Linked DNA regions of Homo sapiens: regions 2 and 3 are each linked to region 1. The links are chromatin loops, found by intact Hi-C in ENCODE. Cell type or tissue: heart right ventricle. All regions are shown on one strand. Region 1 overlaps GMFG (glia maturation factor gamma). Region 2 has its middle 19 kb from the start of FBXO27. Region 3 overlaps FBXO17 (F-box protein 17).

Region 1 (8,000 bases):
CCTGCTAAAGGAATGACTCGACTTTTAACTATCAGGTAGAATCCTGGGCGAAGTCACATGAGCCTGGTGCTTTTTTTGGTGGAAGAGCTCTTTGACTATTTCTGTGAAAACTGGTCTGCTAAGATTTTTCATCTTGACTGAATTCATTTTGGGTCTCTAGGATTAGAGGCTGTAGGACTCAACAAGGACCAGCTTCATGGGCATATGATAATTGCACAGGGCCCCGCACCCAGGAGGGGGCCTCACACATGGGGGTTAACGGTCACCTTCTTTATAGTTTTATCTTTGAATTTCTGTTTTGTATGAAGTCAGATGGGACAATGGACTTCACACAAATGTGCTGGGGTTTGGAGCTAGGTTCACAGGCAGTCCACCACCTGGCTGCCTCCCTGAACAGGTTCTCAGCCACCCACTCTCTGCACCCACCCAGTGACCGCTGCTGTCCTTGGGTTTCCTGCTGGTGTAGGGAGGGTCAGGGTCCAGAAGGCACCCCTTGCCTGACAAGTTACAGGGTGTTCCTGTGAGCATCTGCACTCTGCCTGCGCATATCCTCATGCCCGAGGGAGCACGACTTTAAATAGCAAACTAAAAAAGACAGGCTGAGCGCAGTGGCTCACACCTGTAATCTCAGCACTTTGGGAGTCTGAGGTGGGAGTACTGCTTGTGGCCAGGAGTTCAAGACCAGCCTGGGCAACATAACAAGACCCCCATTTCTACTAAAATTTTTTAAAAAAAGGCCAGGCGCAGTGGCTCATGCCTGTAATCCCAGCACTTTGGGAGGCTGAGGTGGACAGATCACTTGAGCTCAGGAGTTCGAGACCAGCCTGGGCAACATGGTGAAACTCTGTCTCTGCAAAAAACACAAAAAACATTAGCTGGATGTGGTGGCACGCCCCTGTAATCTCAGCTACTTGGGGGGCTGAGGCAGGAGGATCACCTGAACCTGGGAGGTCGAGGCTGCAATGAGCTGAGACCACGTCCCTGTACTCCAACCTGGGTGACAAAGTGAGACCCTGTCTCAAAAAAAAAAAAAAAAAAATTAGCTGGGCATGGTGGTGTGCACCTATACTCCCAGCTACTCTGGAGGCTGAGATAGGAGGATTGCTTGAGCCCAGGAGTTCAAGACTGCAGTGAGCTAGGATCGCACCATTGCACTCCAGCCTGGGCAACAGAGTGAGGCCCTGTCTCTAATAACAGTAAAAAAAAAAGACGATGATCAGTCTAGAGAGAGACTACAAAAGAAAGGAAAACAATTTTCCTGCTTCTTGAACAAGATGCCCCACATTTTCATTTTATACCGGGCTTGGATGATTCTGTAGCCATCACTGGTCACAGTGCACCTGGGGTTCAAGTGCACTGGACAGAATTGCATAGGGGGTGAGAACTTACACGCTGGCATTCACTTTCCCAGGTTCAAATCTCTCCCCTATCTGTAGAACCTTAGGCAAGTGACTTTGGGCCTCAGTTTTCTCATCTGTACGATGGGGATATTAATAGCACCTATATTATAAAGTAATTGTGAGTCAAATGAGCACTATCATTATTATTATTATTTGAGATGGAGTTCCACTTTTGTCACCCACGCTGGAGTGCAATGGCGTGATCTTGGCTCACTGCAACCTCTGCCTCCTGAGTTCAAGCGATTCTCCTGCCTCAGCCTCCTGACTAGCTGGGATTACAGGCGCCCACCACTACTCCAGGCTAATTTTTGTATTTTTAGTAGAGACGAGGTTTCACCATGTTGGCCAGGCTGGTCTCGAACTCCTGATCTCAGGTGATCCACCCGCCTCGGCCTCCCAAAGTGCTGGGATTATAGGTGTGAGTCCTGCGCCCGGCCCTATGATTATTTTTTAATCATTTGTTGTGTTTGAGGTCAGTACCCTGAGTCCCAGACATCAACCCTGGGTTCTCAGACTCAGCCAACATTTCAAGGCTGTGGACTCAGGTAATGGCTGTTAAGCCTGGGCTGCAGGCCAGAGTCCTGATTTTCAATTCCCTTTCACGGTAGGTTCGTGGTTTACAGCTACAAGTACGTGCATGACGATGGCCGAGTGTCCTACCCTTTGTGTTTCATCTTCTCCAGCCCTGTGGGTGAGACACAGCTCTACTGTCCTCAGGAGAGGGTCTTCGATTCTGTGTGTGTGTGTTTGTGTGTAAATGCGAATGTGTGCAGGCACTTGTGTAAGAGTGTGAGCATGTGACAGCCTGTGTGTGACTGGGTGAGGATGTGTGTGTGTCGCACGCATGATGTGGGAGGGCAGTGAAGTGGAGGTGGGGGCTCAGATTCACCAAGAGCCCACCCGTTCTCAGTCCTGGGGCCTAAGCCAACCCACCTTTTCCTTTCACCTAGAAATCCCCGTCTGGCCCCTAAATCATCTCCAGAGACCCTCAGAATAACTTGAAGCCCCCAAGCCAACCTAGAAACTGAGTACAGTGCAGGGACCTCCTTAGAAGAGCTCCTAGGACCCTTGGCAAGCTGCAGGGCCTTCAGGACATTACTAGAGCTTTAGAGAACACGCCTGGGTCCCCACTGATGTGCCTTTCTCCTCTTTTCCACGCAGGCTGCAAGCCGGAACAACAGATGATGTATGCAGGGAGTAAAAACAGGCTGGTGCAGACAGCAGAGCTCACAAAGGTTCAGACTGGGATGGGGCTCCAGAGTGTTAGGGAGAGGTGGTGTGGGTCCTGGGTCTGAGGGAAGAGGGACTAGAGTCCTCACTGTCTCAGTGGTTTTTGTTTTTGTTTTTGTTTTTTTAAAGAACTGGGTCTCGCTCTGTCATCCAGGCTGGAGTGCAGTGGCACAACCTCGGCTCACTGCAACCTCCTCCTCCTGGGTTCAAGCAATTCTCCTGCCTCAGCCTCCCAAGTAGTGGGACGACAGGCACACGCCACCACACCTGGCTACTTTTTGTATTTTTAGTAGAGTCAGGGTTTCACCATATTGGCCAGGCTGGTCTCGAACTCCTGACCTTAAGTGATCCACCCACCTCAGCCTCCCAAAGTGCTCTCTTACAGGTGAGCCACCGTGCCCAGCCACTGTCTCAGTGTTTGAGTAGATCATAATGCCGAGACCTCTCTCTGCCCAGGTGTTCGAAATCCGCACCACTGATGACCTCACTGAGGCCTGGCTCCAAGAAAAGTTGTCTTTCTTTCGTTGATCTCTGGGCTGGGGACTGAATTCCTGATGTCTGAGTCCTCAAGGTGACTGGGGACTTGGAACCCCTAGGACCTGAACAACCAAGACTTTAAATAAATTTTAAAATGCAAAAACTCGGAGATCCTCAGTTTGGACTCAGTTTCTGCCTCTTCTGGGCTCTAGCCGACGGTTCCTGCAGTACGAGGCTTGGGCCAGCAGGGGGCGGGCTGACCTAGAGGAATGCGAGCTGGGTCCCGGGAGGGAAGGAGGATACCTCTTTCTTAGAAAGAAAGGGAAGGGCCTGAAGGATTTCCTTGGGGGGTGGGGGACGGATGGGCGAGGCCTGGGTCTCCTGGAGGTATTGGGGAAATATCTGGATCTACAGAGCGGTCACTCCCAAGGGGAACAAGGACCCCTGAGAATAAAGGAGGCAAAGTGCCCGTTTCCTCCCCCACTCCCCACCTCTGGGGGGTAGGAGGCATCACCGAATGCGACTTTTCTCAGCTGAGCCCTTAGATAGGAAGAATTTAAAGGCCGAAGAGGTTTGAACGTAATTGCTTCAGGATCTCAGGAGCTGCTGGGGGGTGGATGGTTTGTACGGTCAGGTAGGCCTGAACACCCAGGGCTGGGGAAGCTGAAGTCGATCCTGGGCCCTCGGTGGACTCCCAGGGGTGTGAGATTGAGGAGACAGGGAAGGGACACTTGCCCCCATCTGAAGATTCTTCTTTTCTTTTTTCTGGCATCTCTTGACATCGAACTTTCTCAGGCTTTCTGCGTCTGTCTCTGAGGGACATTGATTAAGTACCCACAATGTACCGGGCTCTGAGAATTCCGAGATGGGCAGGTCTTCACAGAGATGAATCACACCCTTTCTGTCTCTCTGCTTCTCTTCCATGTTTCTAATTGTTCCCCTCTCTGTCCCCGGTTTCAGGGACGTGGGAACTCCCTCCCCCCACCCCTTTTCAGGTTCCCGGTAGAGAGGTGGCTGTTGCCATGGTAACAAAGACATAGTGACCTTGGGCCTGGGCTGCCCGTTCCCCCAACCTTGGTGTTTCCGGGGATAGGGTCCAAAAAGCCCAGCTCCAAGCCCTCCCAGCCTTAACACACCATCCCCTTACCACCCCACTCTACCCTATCTCTTGCCCGCTCACCCCCAATCAGGGCAAGTCCTTTGCATGAGGGATTCGGGATAGAATCACTCTACACTGGTCCATAGAGAAAATTCACCCTGCCCTAAATTCTCTGGAGGGTTAGGTTGAGCTCCTCTGCCCTCCACTAGTGCTGTTTTCCTGTCCCTATCTCTCTGTCCCTCCCTCTGATCACAGGCCCAGTCCCTGAAGGCAGGAGATGGAGGAGGAGGAGGACTGGAGACAAGAGGGGTCATTCAATTAAATGGACAAGGAACTCCTGGCCTGCAGAGGTCAGAGAGGCAGAGGGACTCATCCAAGGTCATGCACTTACATGATCAAATGAATACTAATAGCTGACCCTCCTCTTGAGGGCTTCCTATGTACCAGGTACTTCTATAAGCAGTTTATAGGCATTAGCTTATTTAATTATTGCAATACCTCGTGAAAAAGGTACTATTATTCTCTCCAACTTAAAGACGATAAAAATCTGAGGCATAGAAGCCAAAGGCACCTGTGGTCTGTACAGTTAGAACTCTTTAAGCCCAGGCTATCTTGGGGGTCAATGGCCACACTCTCTCTTAGGCAAGAGACTTAGGGAACCTCCTCCTCCTCCCCGCTCCCCTCCCCCTCCCCTCCCCTTCCCTCTCCCCCTCCCCCTCCCCCCCCTCCTCCTCGTCCTCCTTGGTGGTACTCCCACCCTCCATAGTGGAACTTCTGTTTCATCCAGGCTTGTGATTACAAACGGTCCAATCAGAAAGAGCCATGCACAAGGACTTGCCCGATCAGGAGCAAAGCATGGGAAAGCAGGGGCCAATCAGAAAGGGTGGCTCACAGGCGCAGTCCAATGCAGAGGGAGTACAGCTAGGGATTGTGGAAGGACCAATCAGAGAGGCCAGAACAGACTGCACTATCCAATGAGGAGTCAGCACAATGGGACGTGTCTTCGGGTTTGGGGAGATTCCCTGGAGAGGCAGTACAAACTGGGGACCGCCTCCTCTAGTTCCACCAACCTATCCTATAAACGCCCACAGATCCAAGCTCCCTAAGTTTTGAGTCGGTGCCCTAGACTTGGGGGACTTCCTAACCTTGAAAGGGCCGGAATGGGCATTGCTTAGCTTTAAAAGGGCTGGAGTTTTTGCTTTGGGGCAGGGCCTAAGAGTCTGGGGGTGGGGCCTAGGCTTGGGGCGGGGCCAGAAGAATGGGATTGGTAGAGGGTCTGTATTAGGTTTGGGGCAGGAATTAGGGCTCCAGGGAAACAATTAAGATGTCTAGTTCAACCTGTTGCCCGTTTTTCAGGCCAACTCACACATTCCCTTACCTTATGGGACATTCTCCAGCTGCTGGGTATACCCTTTTCTTCTAGGGAACCTGGGCTAAGAGGTCGTTATTTATTCCTTCCTGTGGTCCCTGAACTGAGTCTGGAGCCAGACTAGATCCCCAGTCCTCTCCCAAGACGCATTTGAGAACACATGTTGGGCCAGGCACGGTGGCTCACGCCTGTAATCCCAGAGGATCACCTAAGGTCAGGAGTTCGAGACCAGCCTGGTCAACATGGTGAAACCCCATCTCTACTAAAAATACAAAAAAATAGCTGGGCGTGGTGGTACGTGCCTGTAATCCCAGCTACTCGGGAGGCTGAGGCCGGAGAATTCACTTGAGCCGGAGAGGCAGAGGTTGCAGTGAGCCGAGATCGCTCCATTGCACTCCAGCCTGGACAACAAGAGCAAAACTCCGTCTCCAAAATAAATAAATACATAAATAAATAAAAATAAAATAAAAAGAACACATGTTGTCTAGGTGCAGTGGCTCACACCTTGTAATCCCTACATTTTGGGGGGCCGAGGCTGGAAATCTTAGAGGCCGAGAGTGTGCGACCAGCCTGGACAACATAATGAGACCGCTTCTCTACAAAAAATAAAAAATTAGCTGGGTGTGGGGGTGCGTGCCTGTAGTTGGGAGGCTGAAGTGGGAGGATCACCTGAGCCTGGGGAGGTCGAGGCTGCAGTGAGCCATGATCACGCCACTGCACTCCAGCCTGGGTGACAGAGGGAGACCCTGTCTTTAAGAAAAGCACGTTTACTGAGTTCCTGGGTGGCAGTCACTATTCTGGGCACTGGAAGATGTTGGTGTCCGTGCCACTTCCCTTGGGAGGCTTATATTTCAATGACTAGACAGTAAATAAATAACAATAAATAGGTAAACAAGTAAACAAAATAAGAGGGTGACAAGAGCCAGGCGCAGTGGTTCACGCCTGTAATCCCAGCACTTTGGGAGGCCAAGGCAGGAGGATGGCTTGAGCCCAGGAGTTCGAGACCAACCTGGGCAACACAGCAAGACCTCATCTCTTTTTTCCTTTTAAAATAAAAATAAAGAGAGTGATAAATACTATAAGGGAAATAAATAAGGTGATGTGCTAGATAGAAATGGTGGCACCTGGTGGGGCTGTTTGTTGCCGCCAGAAGAGTCCTGCTTCCCCACTCCCTAACATTTACTATGAAACATTTCAAACATGCAGCCAAGTTGAAATAATTATATATATATGTGTGTGTGTGTGTGTATTATATATATATCTATATATATATTTATATAAAAGTTTATTAGAGATGGGGTCTCGCTATGTTGCCCGGCTGGTCTTGAACTCCTGGGCTCAACTGATCCTCCCTCCTCGGCCTCCCAAAATGCTGAGATTGCAGATGTGAGCCACCACGCCCAGCCTGAGTTGAAATAATTTTATAGTGAACACTCATATACCCATCACTTAGATGCCACCACTGACACGTCAAGGTATTACTTCATCATATATCCATCCAGCCACCCTTCTTCCTCCTCCTTCTCCTCCTCTTCCTCTTCTTCCTCCTCTTCTTCCTCCTTTCTTCTTCCTCCTCCTCCTTCTTCTTCCTCTTCCTTTCTTTTCTTCTCTCTTTTCTTTTCTCTTCTTCCTCCTCCTCTTCCTCCCCTCCTCCTCCTCCTCCTCCTCCTTCTTCTTCCTTTCTTCTCTCCTTCTCCTTCTTCTTCTATTTCAAAGTAACATCAGACTGCTGGTTGGGGGCCCAGGTAGGGATGGTGTGTGTAAATTGGGGATGGAAAAGGAAGGTCTCTTTGAAGAGATTACATTTAAGACCATCATGAAAAGAAAGAACCAGCAGCCATGGAAAGGGGAGAAGAGTGCATATGCTCAGGGGCTGCTGCTGTGGGCTGGTGTGTTGGAGGAATAGGAAAGTCATCGTAGAAGCTGAACAAGGGGTCGGATGCGGTGGCTCACACCTGTAATCCCAGCACTTTGGGAGACTGAGGTGGGCGGATCACTTGAGGTCAGGAGTTCGAGACCAGCTTGACCAACATGGCAAAACCCTGTCTCTACTAAAAATACAAAAATTAGCCGGGTGTGGTGGTGGGCGCCTGTGGTCCCAGCTACTCAGGCTGAGGTAGGAGAATCGCTTGAGCCTGGGAGGCAGAGGTTGCAGTAAGCCGAGATCATGCCACTGCACTCCAGCCTGGGTGACAGAGTGAGGCCCTGTCTCAAAAAAGAAAAGAAAAGTCATTGTTAAAACTGAAAGAGGGGCCAGGAGTGGTGGTGCACGCCTGTAAACCCAGCACTTTGGGAGGCTGAGGCGGGAGGATCACTTGATCCCAGGAGTTCCAGACCAGCCTGGGCAACATAGTGAGACCCCCATTTCTAAAAAAAAAAAGAAAAAAAAAAAAAAGAAGAAGAAGAAGCTGGAACAGAAGAGGAG
Region 2 (8,000 bases), 280 kb after region 1:
TATAAAACAGGCCATAGAGAGAGCCCTTGCCTCTTCCACTCTGTAAGAACACAGGGAGAAGACCTCCTCTATGAGGAAGCAGGGCCCTTATCAGACAGCGAATCTGCCAGCACCTTGATCTTGAATGTCCCAGGCTTTACTACTGTGAGAAATAAATTTTTTAAACCTCCCAGTTTATGGTATTTTGTTCTAGCAGCCTGAATAGACTAAGACAGCAACCCAATCCCTGGAACCTATAAATGTTATGTTATACAAAAGAAGCGTCTTTGCAGATGTAAATTAATGATTTTTTTTTTTTTTTTTGGAGATGGAGTCTCGCTCTGTCGCCCAGGATGGAGTGCAATGGCACAATCTCAGCTCACAGCAACCTCCACCTCCCAGGTTCCAGCAATTCTCCTGCCTCAGCCTCCCAAGTAGCTGGGATTACAGGCACGCACCACCACACCTGGCTAATTTTGGTATTTTTAGTAGAAACAGGGATTCGTCATGTTGGCCAGGCTGGTCTCGAACTCCTAACCTCAGGTGATCCATCTGTCTCGGCCCACCAAAGTGCTGGGATTACAGGCATGAGCCACCGCGCCTGGCCAAGTTAATGGTTTTGAGATGAGATTATCCTGGACTACCTGGTAAGCCATATATGCTGTCACAAGTGTCCTTATAAATTAGAGGCAGAGGGAGGTTGCACACAGAAGAGGAGAAGGCAAAATCACTCCAGAGGCAGAGATTGGAGTGATGCAGCCACAAGCCAAGGAATGCTGGCAGCCTCCAGAAGCCAGGAGAGGCAATGAATGGCTCCCCCGAGCCTCCAGAAGGCAGGCAGTCCTTCCGCTCCTTTGACTCCAGCCCAGTGAAACTGATTTTAGACTCTGGCCTCCAGAGCAGCAAGAGAATAAATGTGTTTGAAGGCACCAAGTTTGTGGTAATTCGTTACAGCAGCAATGGGAAACTAATAAAGGACTCCAGCAGAGAGGCTGAGCTGACCAGCCCTCCTGGAGCCTGCGTACAGTAACAGGGAAGGTGGCCATGGCCAGTGGCTGGATGAGTGGGATGGTGAGAGGAAGCTGTGAAGTCTATGGAAGGTTTCCAAGAAAATCAGAGTAGGCAAAGGGGGTAAAAAGGGCAGTGTGGTGGCCAGGTGTGGTGGCTCACACCTGCAATCCCAGCACTTTGGGAGACTGCGGTGGGATGATCACTTGAGGCCAGGAGTTTGAGACCAGACTGGGCAACATAGTGAAACCCCATCTCTATTAAAAATTACAATTATAAGTGCTGGGTGTGCACCTATAGTCCCAGCTACTTGGGAGGTTGAATCAGGAGGAATCCCTTGAGCCTAGCAGTTCAAAGTTGCAGTGAGCTATGATCACGCCACTGCACTCCAGCCTGGGCAACAGAGCTAGATCCTATCTCAAAAAATAAAAATAAAAATAAAAAATTAGGAGTTCAAAAAAAGGCAGGGTGGTTAAAGTATTAAAGGCAGTGGTCAGGGGAAGCCTGGCTGGGAAGGCAAGATTTGAGCAAACATTGGAAGGAGGGTAGGGAGTGACCTATGGGGAGGGGCAGCCAAGCAAAGTCCCCGTGGTGGGAACAGAATAATAAGCAGTGGCCAGGCTGGGTGAGCAAGGAGGCTGTGGGAGGCCACAGAGTCAGAGTGGGGCGGGGCAGATCATGTGAGGCCTGGTGGGCCGTAGGGGAGGACTTTGCCCTTTACTCAGGGCAGGATGGCACCCCGGGAGGGTTCTGGGCGGAGGAGTGACACAGGTGTTCACAGTCTCCCTGTGGCTGTGGAACAGATTGCGAGGGTGGGGTGGGAAGGAGCAGGGAGTCTGTGGATGGGAGTGATGGTCCAGATGGAGACAGGGGTGGATGGGGCCAGGGTGGTGGCCATGGTCGGGCGAGAAAGGGCAGGTGCTGTGCAGATTTTGTGCACCTGGAGCTGCCTGGGTTTGCTGAGAGGTTGGGCGTGGGCGTAAGAGATGGACTCAGCCTGGGTACCACAGGATGGAGCTGCCTGGTACTGCCCAGGGCACAGGCCACAGTGAGGCTGCCCGTGCCAGCCCTGTGGGGGCCGTGCTGCCTTCTGGTTCCTGATTGTGAGCCAGGATGCAGCACGGTGTCCTGGATATGGACAGGCTGACGATGACTGTTTCCCACTGTCCCCAGGTGGATGGCAATTTCCCAGCCTCTCCCACAGGCCTTTGTATGGGGACCAAGCAGGGCCGGCGGCACCTGGGCCAGGTGGGGCTGTGGCCAGCTGGGTTAGAGCAAGGCACAGAGGCAGGAATGGATGGGAATGAGGCCCTATGGCCCCTTGGGCGCAGGCGGGAAGCCCCCCAGTACCCTGACTCCTGGAAGGAGGAGGCAAGTGGGCAGAGGGAGGCTCGGAAAAGCCCGGCCTAGGGCAGAAAGGGGTTGAGGTGGTTCTGTGAGCCTAAAGTGGGCCTGGACTCAGAGCACACTAAAATCTGCCACCTCCTCCATCTAAGGCCTCGGCAAGGTCTTTCTGAGCCTCCCTTTGTTCCCCCTAAATGGGATCAAAATGCTCATTGTTGATGAGACTAAATGAAGTCATTTATGAAAATGTTCAGCAGCATCAGTGCTTTACAACCTCACGTGGAACTGGGGCAGGCGGTGTCGCCCGGGGGTTACGAGGGAAATGGTTTCACATCCTTGCTCGGTGCCTGTGGGCTTTTCTGAGCCTCAGTTTCCCCAAAATGAAGCCCTGATTTTCCTATTCCTTCCCCCAGTCCTGCACCATTCCCCTTCCCAATAAATGGCAACATGACTGGAAACCTTGGAGAAATCCAAGTCTGGAAATGCTGGACTTTGCTGTTTCTCTCACACCCACCAGGAGCATCCTTGGACCAGGCAAGTGGGCATCCTACACTGTGTGGCACTTTCCTCTAAGTCCCTCTCCAGCAGCTGGGGCCAGCCAAGCCACAGTGCTCTCAGGGCAGGGTACTCCCAGTTCAGACCAAGACCTGTGTGGGCCTGTCCCGTTTCTCCCCTTTAGGGTGCTCTGCAGAGATCTAGTTCCACCTCCACCAACGACCCCGTGTGCATAGGTTCAGCTGGAAACTACCAGGAACTCTAGGACTCTTGCCCTGTGGCGTGGTCCTGGGGCCCTGTGGCTGGACCCCAGTTCCAGGACTGCTGCCTGGCAAGCACATGGCGCCCCCTGGCGGCCACCAGAATGGTGCTGCCACGAAGCTTCTGGACGTACCCTGGGCACAGGACACATTCAGGACACTGGGTCATCAATGGTCCATGACCACCTCTTAGCGTGGAGCCAGGTAGATGGGTCCATGTATCAACTTTCTTTTTTCTTTTTTTTGAGACAGAGTCTCGCTCTGTCACCCAGGCTGGAGTGCAGTGGCGCGATCTCGGCTCACTGCAACCTCTTCCTCCAGGGTTTAAGCGATTCTCCTGCCTCAGCCTCCCAAGTAGTTGGGATTACAGGTGCTTGCCACCATGCCCAGCTAATTTTTGTGTTTTCAGTAGAGACAGGTTTTTGCCACATTGGCCAGGCTGATCTCAAACTCCTGGCTTCCAGCGATCCACCTGCCTCGACCTCCCAAAGTGCTGGGATTACAGGCATGAGCCAGCATGCCCAGCCAAAATACAGATTATATACACGTAGGATGTCATCTGGTACTTCATATCTAAACGGCCTATCATCTCAGAATTGTACTTTCCCCAGTGTTTAGACTGAGGCTAGTTACTTAGTAAACTTGGATTTACAATAAGGCAATGCCCCTTTATTTTATTTTATTTTATTTATTATTGTTATTTCTTTTGAGACAGAGTCTCACTTTGTTGCCCAGGCTGGAGTGCAGCAGCCTGATCTCCACCCACTGCAACCTCTGCCTCCCGGGCTCAAGCAGTCCTCCTGCCTCAGCCTCCCCCAGTAGCTGGGATCACAGATGTGTGCCACCATGCCCAGCTAATTTTTGTATTTTTCTGTAAAGATAGGATTTTACCATGTTGCCCAGGCTGATCTTGAACTCCTGAGCTCAAGCGATCTGCTTGCCTTGGCCTCCCAAAGTACTGGGATTACAGGCGTGAGCCACCGTCCCTGGCAGGCAATGTCCTTTTAGAAAGGAGCTGTTTTTTTCCCTTGCCATCTGCAAAGATTCCTTTATTTCTCCCACAGAAACTAGTATTCATGGCCTGTAACTCCTGCTGCCAGGAAAAGAGACATCAAGCTCTTGAAGAACTGGCCAGTTTCTTCTCCATAATGGGCAAATTGTGCCTCTCCCCTCCCAGGGTTTTCGAGACCGTGACTCCACAACATGATGGGCACCCGATGCTCTCCGGTCAGCTACAGCTGGGCTCCAGGAGGGACAGACACGTGGTCACTGTATTTGCTTTGCTTATTCTCACAGGTTGCAGGGATATTGAAGGCTAAGACAAGGTCAGTGTTGAAGGACTCTAGGGGCCAGGCACGATGGCTCACGCCTGTAATCCCAGCACTTTGGGAGGCTGAGGCAAGAGGATCGCTTGAGCCCAGGAGTTTGAGATCAGCCTGCGTGACATAGTGAGACCTCAGCTCTAAAAATAAAATTGTAAAAAGTTTTAAAAATCTTGGCTGGGTGTGGTGGCTCATGCCTGTAATCCCAGCACTTTGGGAGGCCGAGGCAGGTGGATCACTTCAGGTCAGGAGTTTGAGACCAGCCTGGCCAACACAGGGAAACGCCATGTCTACTAAAAATACAGAAAAATTAGCCAGGCGTGGTGGCATGCACCTGCAGTCTCAGCTACTCGGGAGGCTGAGGTGAAAGAATTGCTTAAACCTGGGAGGCCAAGGCTTAGGTGAACTGCGATCGCTCCGCCTGGGTGACAGAGTGAAACCCTGTCTAAAAAAAAAAGAAAAAAAAGGCTTTTTGAATGCGGGGATGGTGGCCTAAAGACAGACTTGGGTGGAAGGTGTGTGGTTCTACATTTCCACCAGGAAATTCCAAATATGATCATTTAACATGACCAGAAAAGTTCTTGCTCACATTACTCTGGTTAAAACTTTTTGGGGCCAGGCGCGGTGGCTCACACCTGTAATCCCAGCACTTTGAGAGGCCGAGGCAGGTAGACCATGAGGTCAAGAGTTTGAGACCAATCTGGCCAACATGGTGAAACCCCATCTCTACTAAGAATACAAAATTAGCCGGGCGTGGTGGTGCACGCCTGTAATCCCAGCTACATGGGAGGCTGAGGCAGGAGAATCACTTGAACCTGGGAGGCAGAGGTTGCAGTGAGCCGAGATCACACCACTGCACTCCAGCCTGGTGACAGAGCGAGACTCTGTCTCAGAAAACAAACAGACAAACAAACAAACAAACAAAAACTTGCTTTTGGCTGGGTGCAGTGGCTCACGTCTGTAATCCCAGTACTTTGGGAGGCAGAGGCTGGAGGATTGCTTGAGACCAGAAGTTCGAGGCCGGCCTGGGCAACAGAACAAGACCTCACCACTGCTAAAAAATATTTGAAAAATTTTTAAAAGACACTGAGGCAGAAGAATTGTTTGAACCCGGGAGGCAGAGGTTGCAGTGAGCCAAGATCGTGCCACTGCACTCCAGTCTGGGTGACAGAGTAAAACTCCATCTCAAAAATAAATAAATAAATAAATAAATAAATAAAAGACTTGCATTTGATCCTTTTGTAGTTCGTAAACTTGATGATTGGGTTTTCATGCTCTTAAGTGAGATGCGTGAAATGGTTTGGCTGTGTCCCCACCCAAATCTCATCTTGAATTGTAGCTCCCATGATTCCCATGTGTTGTGGGAGGGACCCAGTGGGAGATGATGGAATCATCGAGGCGGTTTCTCCCATACTGTTCTCTTGGTAGTGCATAAGTTTCACGAGATCTGATGGGTTTTTTTTTTTTTTTTGAGATGGAGTCTCGCTCTTTCACCCAGGCTGGAGTGCAGTGGCGCGATCTCAGCTCACTGCAAGCTCTGCCTCCCGGGTTCACGCCATTCTCCTGCCTCAGCCTCCCTAGCAGCTGGGACTACAGGCGCCTACCACCACGCCCAGCTAATTTTTTTGTATTTTTAGTAGAGACGGGGTTTCACTGTGTTTGCCAGGATGATCTCGATCTTCTGACCTCGTGATCCGCCCGCCTCGGCCTCCCAAAGTGCTGGGATTACAGGCGTGAGCCACCGTGCCCGGCGGATCTGATGGTTTTGTAAGGGTTTCTCCCCTTTCACTTGGTTCTTATTCTCTCTCTTCTCTGCTGCCATATAAGACGTGCTCTTTGCCTTCCACCATGATTGTGAGGCCTCCCCAGACACTTGGAACTGTCAGTCCATTAAACCTCTTTTTCTTTATAAATTACCCAGTCTCAGGTGTGTCTTTATCAGCAGCGTGAAAACGGAGTAATACAATGCGCCTCCCTTTTAAGCCTTCTTATGACATCAGCACATTACTGTCTGACAAGAAGAATAAAGATTGGCATTGGCATTTGTGTTTGTCATCCACTCAGCCCAAGAAAACCTCTGACGAAGTCACCAGAAGCCGGTATTCATGGATGTCACAACAGATGAAGCAGCCTCCTGGGGCAGTGTCATGAGGAACGATGTGACCAGTGTTAAACAGATAGCCATAGAGATCAGCAGAGGTGGCCAGGCGCGGTGGCTCATACCTGTAATCCCAGCACTTTGGGAGGCTGAGGTGGACAGATCACCTGAGGTCAGGAGTTCGAGACCATCCTGGTCAACATGGTGAAACCCCGTCTCTACTAAAAATACCAAAATTAGCGGGCATGGTGGCGCATGCCTATAGTCCCAGCTACTTGGGAGGCTGAGGCAGGAGAATCACTTGAACCCAGGAGGCGGAGGTTGCAGTGAGCCAAGATCACACCACTGCACTCCAGCCGGGCGACAGAGCAAGACTCTGTCTCAAAAAAAAAAAAAGATCAGCAGAAGCAAGGATGTTGAGTGTAACAGCAATGCTGCCTCTTTTGCATGCTGAGGGATATTAAATTAGCCCAAAATGACACAGGATGACAAAAAAGGGACATGAGGAGATGGTACCTGGACGCTTTGGTGGATTTCACGGTGGTGGGTTCAACAAAAAGCAAATACCTAAGTACCTCTTCTCTGTGCATTATTCTCTATCACTGATAAATCACTATACCTCACTTAGGTCCATGAATTTTGTAACAAATTTTTCTTTTTTTAAAATTTTCCTTTTTTTAGGGTGCTGGTAATCCCAGCACTTTGGGAAGCCAAGGTGGGCAGATCCCTGGAGCCCAGAAGTTCCAGACTAGCCTGGGCAACATGGCTAAACCCTGTCTCTAGTCAAAAAAGAAAAAAGAAATTAAATTGCTTTTTCCCTTTTTTAAAAAAATAGAGATGGGCTCTCTACATGTTGCCCAGGCTGGTCTCAAGCTCCTGACCTGAAAGGATCCTCCCACCTCATCCTCCCAAAGTGCTGGGATTACAGGCGTGAGTCACCACACCTGGCCACATCTTTCAATCAAACTGTTTCTATAGACAAGGACTTCACAAAAAACATCGCCTGATATCCTGAACGTGTTCTGTGTGGCCCAGCATCCCATGCCCAATTCTTCAGCAAATCCTGTGGGCACCCTCAAATCTATCCAGAATTAGCCACTTCTCCTGGCTCCTATGCCCCGGTCCTGGGCTGGTCCACCCTCCTGTCTCACCTGTCTCTGAGCAGCATCCTTCTTTCTCTGTTCCTTACTTCCTCCTGTCCCCCCACACAAGAAAAACAAATCCAGTTTCTCCTGCTGTATTCTCACAACACAGAATACTTCAGGGACTCTGGGTGTATAGGGGGGTTTTCTGTCCCACACCAAGCAATTTGACAGCAGACACCACTTGGGTGTTTTCTCATTCAGTTCAGTTCTGACACTCACTGGGTGTGGTGGCTCATGCCTGTAATCCCAGCACTTAGGAAGGCCAAGACGGGCGGCTCACTTGAGGTCAGGAGTTTGAGACCAGCCTGGGCAACATAGCAAGATCGTGGCTCTACAAAATAATTAATTA
Region 3 (8,000 bases), 370 kb after region 1:
TAAGAACTCCTCCTAAGAAGAACTCCAGGAAACTAAACTCTGGTGCACATCACACCCATGCCAGGCAGACTGGTAGACTTGTTTATAAACCTAGGGAATTTATTTATTTATTTTTGAGACAGAGTCGCTCTGTCACCCAGGCTGAAGTGCAGTGAGTGATGTGATCTCTGCTCGCTGCAACCTCCACCTCGCGGGTTCAAGCGCCGGGCCTCAGTGAACTATTAATGCAACTCAGAACCACCTGGAGAAAAGCACAGCTTGGTCTTTGTAAAGTCTGTCTCCACAGCTTCATTCTTTCTGCGGTAGGAATAAAGATGATGTCAGAGGCTGGGCATGGTGGCTCACACCTGTGAAAATTAATATTAATATTTTAAAAATTAATGTGAAACACTAAATTATGTTAGTTGCCATTATTATGACACATCATTTTTAAAAAGTGACAGCAACTATTTTATTTATTTATTTATTTTGAGGCAGAGTCTCGCTGTGTGCAGTGGCATGATCTTGGCTCACTGCAACCTCCACCTCCCAGGTTCAAGCGATTCTGCTGCCTCAGCCTCCTGAGTAGCTGGGATTACAGGCTCCCACCACCATGCCTGGCTAATTTTTGTATTTTTAGTAGAGACAGGTTTCACCATGTTGGCCAGGCTGGTCTTGAACTCCTGACCTCAAGTGATCCACCCACCTCCGCCTCCCAAAATGCTGGGATTACAGGCATGAGCCACTGTGCCTGGCTGACAGCAACTATTTTAGCTGTGACATTTTCATTTAGTGGCATTTATTGGCCCTTATTAAGCCACGGTGCTGAGCATTTAAGCTGGATCAGCTCATGAATTCTATCATCTTGTTTAATGGGCAAAACTCTCCTTTGAGGATGCCCTTGGTTAAGAGGCTTTAATGATCTAATGCTTGTTATCTTCATGTGCCCAATAAGTGCTCAATTCATGTCAGCTATTGTCATTTTTAAACAAATTAAGGTTTTACTTAAAAAAAAGAAATAAGCCTGTGTCAGGCAAGTAGTCCATGAATGTAGCAAAAATTCCTGACATCATCTTTTTTTTTTTTTTTTGAGACAGAGTCTCAGTCTATCGCCCAGGCTGGAGTGCAGAGGCACGATCTCAGCTCACTGCAACCTCCACCTCCCGGGTTCAAGTGATTCTCCTGCCTCAGCCTCCTGAGTAGCTGGGATTACAGGTGCCCACCACCACGCTCCGCTACTTTTTGTATTTTTTGTAGAGATGGGGTTTCGCCATGTTGCCCAGGCTGGTCTTGAACTCCCGACCTCAGGTGATCCGCTCACCTAAGCCTCCCAAAGTGCTGGGATTACAGGTGTGAGCCACCATGCCTGGACTAATATTAAATTAATATCACTCTTATTTAGGAGCCTACAGGGGCTTTTCCTAAGTGCTTTAAAATACTCATTTCATCCTCACAACAGCCCTATGATGGAGGCACCGTTAGCAGCCCCATTTTCAGAAAGGGAAACTGAGGTATAAAGAGATTAAGTGACTTGCCATTGGTCATATAATTTATAGCAAGAAGTGGAGCTGGAGCCGAGCACAGTGGCTCACACCTATAATCCCAGCACTTTGGGAGGCCAAGGCAGCAGGATCCTTTGAGCCCAAGAGTTTAAGACCAGCCTGGGCAACATGGTGAAACCCTGTCTCTACTAACGATACAAAAATAAGCAGGGCCTGGTGGCACGCACCTGTAGTCCCAGCTAATCAGGAGGCTGAGGCACGAGAATCACTTGAACCTGGGAGCCAGAGGTTGCAGTGAGCTGAGATTGTGCCACTGCACTCCAGTCTGGGTGACAGAGGGAGACTCTGTCTCAAAAAAAAAAAAAAAAAGAAAGAAAGAAAATGTTTTAGAAAGAATGGAAGCAGAAAATACTGGGTAGACAGCTCTTTTGAGAAGTTTTACCACAAAGAGAAACAAAGACGCTGCATGCGGTGACTCATGCCTCTAATCCCAGCAGTTTGGGAGGCTGAGGTGGGAGGATCACTTGAGCCTGGGAGGTTGAGGCTGCAGTGAGCCATGATCACACCACTGCACTCCCACCCGAGTGAAGAAGCAAGACCCTGTCTCAAAAATAAAAATAAAAGGCCAGTTGCAGTGGCTCACGCCTGTGATCCCAGCACTTTGGGAGGCCAAGGCGGGCGGATCATGAGGTCAGGAGATCGAGACCATCCTGGCTAACATGGTGAAACCCCGTCTCTACTAAAAATACAAAAAAATTAGCTGGGCATGGTGGTGGGCGCCTGTAGTCTCAGTTACCCGGGAGGCTGAGGCAGGAGAATGGCGTGAACCCAGGAGGCGGAGCTTGCAGTGAGCCGACATCGCACCACTGCATTCCAGGCTGGGCAACAGAGCAAGACTCCGTCTCAAAAATAATAATAATAATAATAATAATAATAATAATAATAATAATAATAATAAAATAACACATTGTCAGGGCAGGCGCAGTGGCTCACGCCTGTTAATCCCAACACCTTGGGAGGCTGAGGTGGGCGGATCACCTGAGGTCAGGAGTTTGAGAACAGCCTGGCCAACATGGTGAAACCCTGTCTCTACTAAAAATATAAAAATTAGCCAGGTGTGGTGGCGGGCGCCTATAATCCCAGCTACTCAGGAGGCTGAGGCAGGAGAATTGCTTAAACCTGGGAGGTGAAGGCTGCAGTGAGCTGAGATCGCGCCACTGCACTCCAGCCTGGGCAACAAGAGTGAAACTCTGTCTCAAAAAAAAAAAAAAAAAACACATTCTCGGCCCGGCGCAGTGGCTCACACCTGTAATCCTAGCACTTTGGGAGGCTGAGGCAGGTGGATTACCTGAGTTCGGGAGTTCGAGACCAGCCTGGCCAACATGGTGAAACCCTGTCTCTACTAAAAATATAAAAATTAGCCAGGCGTGGTGGCAGAGGCCTGTAATCCCAGCTACTTGGGAGGCTGAGGTAGGAGAATCGCTTGAACCCAGGAGGTGGAGGTTGCAGTGAGCTGAAATCGCGCCACTGCACTCCAGCCTAGGCCACAGATCGAGACTCCATCTCAAAAAAGTAAATAAATAAAAAATAACACATTCTCTGCACACACCCTTGCCCACTTTGGCTTCCTCCTGCATGAGACCCTGGTTAAATCCAGCCTTCCTCTCTGCCGTGCCTGCACCCACACAGCTTGAGTGAGCTAAAAAACAACACAGCCCCCTGGCCAGGCTAATTTCAAGTCTGTGAACTTGACCCTCAGGCGGACCCCAATGCTGCCTGGCAGCCATATGACATTTCTCTGATCCCCTCCTTCCTCCTGTCTTCTAGACAACTAATTCACACCTTTTCCCTTCTCCTCTAATCCTTTCCAACACCTCCTCCCCCCCTTTCACTCTCCCTTGGCTTCTTATTTTGCAGAGAAAATGCAAGAGATGAGAAGTGAACTTCCACAGCCACCCCCGCCTCTACCACCTACCTGCACCCTTGCCCACACCCGTTCTCCTGCTGTGACTGTCCCATCACCTGCTCCCACCTTCCCGCCCACTTCCAGCCACCGTCCCTGGTTCTCACCTCTCTCTGCTGCTCATTCAGTTTCCCCCATGCACTGGATCTCCTGTTAGCCCACACAGCATCCTGTCTCCCATCTCAAAACAAACCCTCTCTCTTTTTTTGTTTTTGTTTTTGTTTTGTTTTGAGACAGGGTCTCACTTTGCCGCCCAGGCTGGAGTGCAGTGGTGCGATCTCAGCTCATTGCAACCTCTGCCTCCTGGGTTCAAGCAATTCTCCTGCCTTGGCCTCCCGAGTAGCTGGGATTACAGGTGCGCCACCACACCCAGCTAATTTTTGTATTTTTAGTAGAGATGGGGTTTCACTATGTTAGCCAGGCTGGTCTCAAACTACTGACCTCAAGTGATCTGCCCACCTCAGCCTCCCAAAGTGCTGGGATTACAGGTGTGAGCTACCGTGCCCAGCCCAAACCCTCTCTTGACTTCACCTCCCCTTCTAGCTACAGCCCCACTTTTTTTGCTATTCTTTTTATTTTATTTAGAGACAGGGTCTCGCTTTGTTGCCCAGGCTGGAGTACAGTGGCATAATCATAGCTCACTGCAGCCTCCAACTCCCGGGCTCCAGCGATCATCCCACCTTAACCTCTGGAGTAGGTGGGACTACAGGTGTGCACCACCACACCCGGCTAATTTTTTCATTTTATTTTTTGTACAGGTGGAGTATCGCTGTGTTGCCCAGGCTGATCTCAAACTCCTGGCCTCAAGCAGTCCTCCCACCTTGCCCTCCCAAAGTGCTGGAATTACAGGCATGAGCCAGCGTGCCAGGTCAAGAATGTTTTTAATGATTAACCATGGAATTTAAGCTGGCTAAGGAAGAAATGAGGGCATGGGAGGGTGAGGGGGAGTAAAATATGAAAGGGACAACGGATGGGAGATCACAGTGGGTTGGAAGGATCATGCGAGTGGGGCACTGGAGGGAATGAGGTGGAAAGAAAAAGTGATGGGTGGAGAGTGAGTGTGAGATTGAGGTTCTGAAGAGGCTGCTGTTATTCAAACAAGGTCTGGGTTTGACCACGAGAGGGAGATGTTGGGGAAGGAAAAAGTCACTAGAGAGAGGTCAGGGAACAGAGAGGTTGGGGCTGCGGAAGAACTATCTGGTTATAGAAATCACTGAGAATGATGCTAAGAGCAGCGGGAGCGGCCGTGAGCCCAGAGCTAAAATTAGGGAGAAGAGAGGAGTCATGATCTGGGTCAGCAGATGACGCATGAAGCAAGGTAGTGATGAGATTCATCGCTGGGGGTTTTGGGGAGGGTGGAGGGAGAATGGTCAGGAAGTAGCTCCCAGGAGCACGGAGACCTCCCCACTTGGAAGGCCCACAGGAGAGCTGGGTTCCAGTTAGAGCAAGAAGGTGGTAGGAATGTTCAGAGAAGTAACTGAGGCAAGAAGAGATTTTGTTGAAGATGGGTCATGGGTTCCAAAGGTCACAGTAGCTGGCACACATTGGGGTATGGGGTAGAAATGGTTTCTTCCGCAGTGGGTTTCCTTGTGGGTCTGTAACCCGACTGAGGTTTGGCCGCTCAACACTCAAAAGCCAAACTCAGGCCAGGCGTGGTGGCTCACGCCTGAAATCCCAGCATTTTGGGAAGCTGAGACAGGTGGATCACTTGAGGTCAGGAGTTTGAGACCAGCCGGCTAACATGGTGAAACCCCATCTCTACTACAGAAATTACTGGCTCGGTGTGGTGGCACACATCTGTAATTCCAGCTACTTGGGAGGCTGAGGCAGGAGAATCGCTTGAACCCGGGAGGCGGAGGTCGCAGTGAGCCAAGATTGTGCCACTGCACTCCAGCCTGGGCAACAGAGTAAGACTCGGTTTCAGAAAAGAAAGCCAAACTCGGGCCGAGCGTGGTGGCTCAAGCCTATAATCCCAGCACTTCGGGAGGCCGAGGTGGGTGGATCACCTGAGGTCTGGAGTTCGAGACTAGCATGGCCAACATGGTGAAACTGTCTCTCCTTAAAGATACAAAAATTAGCCAGGTGTGGTGGTGCATTCCTGTAGTCCCAGCTACTCGGGAGGCTGAGGCAGGAGAATCACTTGAACCTGGGAGACAGAGGTTGCAGTGAGCCGAGACGGGCCACTGCATTCCAGCCTGGGTGACAGAGTGAGGCTGCCTCAAAAAAAAAAAAAAAAATAGAAAGCCAAACTCAAGAGAGATGACAGTTGGTGGGAGGAAAAGCAAGTTTATTTGGAGAGCCAGCAAACCGAGAACACAGTGGACTATCATCCTAAAGTACCATCTTAAATCAGTACAATTTTTTTTTTTTTTAGGGGCAGAGGGAAGAGAAGGGCATTGTGATCAAGAGGTGACCAACAGGCCAGGCGCAGTGACTCATACCAATTCCAGCACTTTGGGAGGCTGAGGCAGGAGGATCACTTGAACCCAGGAATTCAAGACCAGCCAGGGCAATGTAGTGAGACCCCATCTCTACAAAACAATAAATAAAATAAAAAACTAGCTGGGCATAGTGGCATGCACCTATAGTCCCAGCTACTTGGGAGGCTGAGGCAGGAGGATCACTCGAGCCCAGGAGGTAGAGGCTATAGTCCTGGTTTCTAGCTCCATAAAAAAGTAATAATAATAAAAATAAGGAGGTGACCACTGCAGACATCTGAGTGCCAGCTAGGGTCCGAGGAGGTTGATGACTTCTTTGTCCTTGGTTGGGTCACAATGCCCCTATAAATCTTTGAAAAAACAGGCTGGGCGTGGTGGCTCACACCTGTAATCCCAGCACTTTGAGAGGCCGAAGTGGGTGGATCACGAAGTCAGGAGTTCGAGACCAGCCTGGCCAAGATGGTGAAACCCCGTCTCTACTAAAAATACAAAAATTAGCCGGGCGTGGTGGCGGGCGCCTGTAGTTCCAGCTACTCGGGAGGCTGAGGCAGGAGAATCGCTTGAACCCAGGAAGCGGAGGTTGCAATGTGCCAAGATCGTGCCACTGCACACTCTAGCCTGGGCAACAGAGCAAGACTGTGTCTCAAAAAAAAAAAATCTTTGACAAAACATAGTTGTTTACATACTTCTTTAATCCCAGAGTTAGTTTTAAAAACTACATGATTGCTGTTTTTGCATATTATCTCAGCGGTCTAAAATTAACCTAGCCATGTGCAGGAATGGGTAAAGTCCCCTTAAACAAAAATGGGGTTAGTTATGTTAGTTCTTTTGCCATTTCACTGGTCATATACCTGAAGCGCTTAGCCTGACACAATTGAACGCCAGACGGAAGCCGTGATCAGCGGTCCTGACGGGGGTCAGAGTCAGACCAGGGGTCTTTTACCCAAGTGGGGAAGATTGGGAAAGGCCTAGGATCAGAGAGGGAAATGGGTCCCTGGTTGCCCATGGACCTAATGGGGTCTCTCGAGCAGCAGGGGCCTTGCGCCCTGGGGGACAAGGTAGGGAGGGGGTGGCCTGGCTGCGCTGACCCGCCTACCGACCCCTCTCGACCTGCAGGACTCTGGCTACTGGAGATGGGCGCCCGGCTATCGCGGCGACGGCTGCCGGCGGACCCATCCCTGGCCCTGGACGCGCTGCCCCCGGAGCTGCTGGTGCAGGTGCTGAGCCACGTGCCGCCACGCTCCTTGGTCACGCGATGCCGCCCAGTGTGCCGCGCCTGGCGCGACATAGTGGACGGGCCCACTGTGTGGCTGCTGCAGCTGGCCCGCGACCGCAGCGCCGAGGGCCGCGCACTCTACGCAGTGGCTCAACGCTGCCTGCCCAGCAACGAAGACAAGGAGGAGTTCCCGCTGTGCGCCCTGGCGCGCTACTGTCTGCGCGCGCCCTTCGGCCGCAATCTCATCTTCAACTCCTGCGGAGAGCGTGGGTGACGGGGGCGGGGCCCAGGAGGCTGAGGGGGGCCGCGCGAGCGAGGCGGGGGCGGGGCCGGGACAGAGTCTGAGAGATGTAGCCAATGGGCGAGACCGCTGGAGGAGCCAGGGGGCGGGGCTGAGGGACGCAGTGCCTGGGCGGTAGGCCCGGTGGGCGGGGCTGGAGAAGGTGAAGCCGGGAATCCGAACGAGTGGGCGGGGCAAGGCAGGAAGACCCTGGCTGGGCCGGGGGAGAAAGCAAGTAGTTTGGTATGCAGAGGGGATGCAGAACAGGACAGGGGCCAGGCGCGGTGGGAATGGCAACGCTTTGGGAGGCCAAGGCAGGAGGATCGCTTAAGCCCAAGGAGTTCAAGGCTGCAGTGAGCTATGATCGTGCCATTGCACTACAGCCTGCGTGACAGAGACCTTGTCTCAAAAAAAAAAAAAAATGGTGGGGTGCAGTAGCTCACGCCTGTAATCCCAGCATTTTGGGAGTCTATGGTGGGAGGATCGCTTGAGGCCAGGAGTTTGAGACCAGCCTGAACAACAAAGTGAGACTCTGTCTCTAAAAAATTTAAAAATTAGTCCAGGCGCAGTGGCTCACGCCTGTAATCCCAGCACTTTGGGAGGCCCGAGGGGGCAGATCACT

Evidence for each region. A loop is a pair of places that touch in the nucleus more often than their neighbours do. Peaks named below come from ENCODE experiments on the same cell type or tissue, not always from the same donor. Only the 100,000 strongest peaks of a DNase experiment are listed, where the experiment ranks them.
Region 2: a loop joins it to region 1, with 6 times the contacts of the local background. A loop is called at or near these places in 19 of 110 quality-filtered maps.
Region 3: a loop joins it to region 1, with 3 times the contacts of the local background. A loop is called at or near these places in 45 of 110 quality-filtered maps.

What each region holds. Positions count from the first base shown.
Region 1 is chr19:39,323,635-39,331,634 of GRCh38, reverse strand. GMFG (glia maturation factor gamma) reads left to right here. Exons shown (of 7, transcript NM_004877.4): 5 at 2,009-2,091; 6 at 2,562-2,635; 7 at 3,087-3,276. The coding sequence ends at 3,158. Among named protein-coding and RNA genes, the nearest start is that of LRFN1, 6.8 kb to the right of the region's middle. In heart right ventricle, CTCF peaks have their summits at 3,146 and 3,345 (motif pointing right); a DNase peak (open chromatin) is centred at 3,374; H3K27me3 peaks cover 494 bases.
Region 2 is chr19:39,047,609-39,055,608 of GRCh38, reverse strand. It overlaps the pseudogene LOC124904801. Among named protein-coding and RNA genes, the nearest start is that of FBXO27, 19 kb to the right of the region's middle. RefSeq lists an enhancer at 3,086-3,135. In heart right ventricle, CTCF peaks have their summits at 2,979 and 3,178 (motif pointing left); a DNase peak (open chromatin) is centred at 3,168; H3K27me3 peaks cover 1,296 bases.
Region 3 is chr19:38,949,335-38,957,334 of GRCh38, reverse strand. FBXO17 (F-box protein 17) reads left to right here. Exons shown (of 6, transcript NM_024907.7): 2 at 6,999-7,364. The coding sequence starts at 7,016. Among named protein-coding and RNA genes, the nearest start is that of MRPS12, 22 kb to the right of the region's middle. RefSeq lists silencers at 4,232-4,526, 7,371-7,430. In heart right ventricle, a CTCF peak has its summit at 4,563 (motif pointing right); a DNase peak (open chromatin) is centred at 7,484; H3K4me3 peaks cover 882 bases; H3K27me3 peaks cover 443 bases.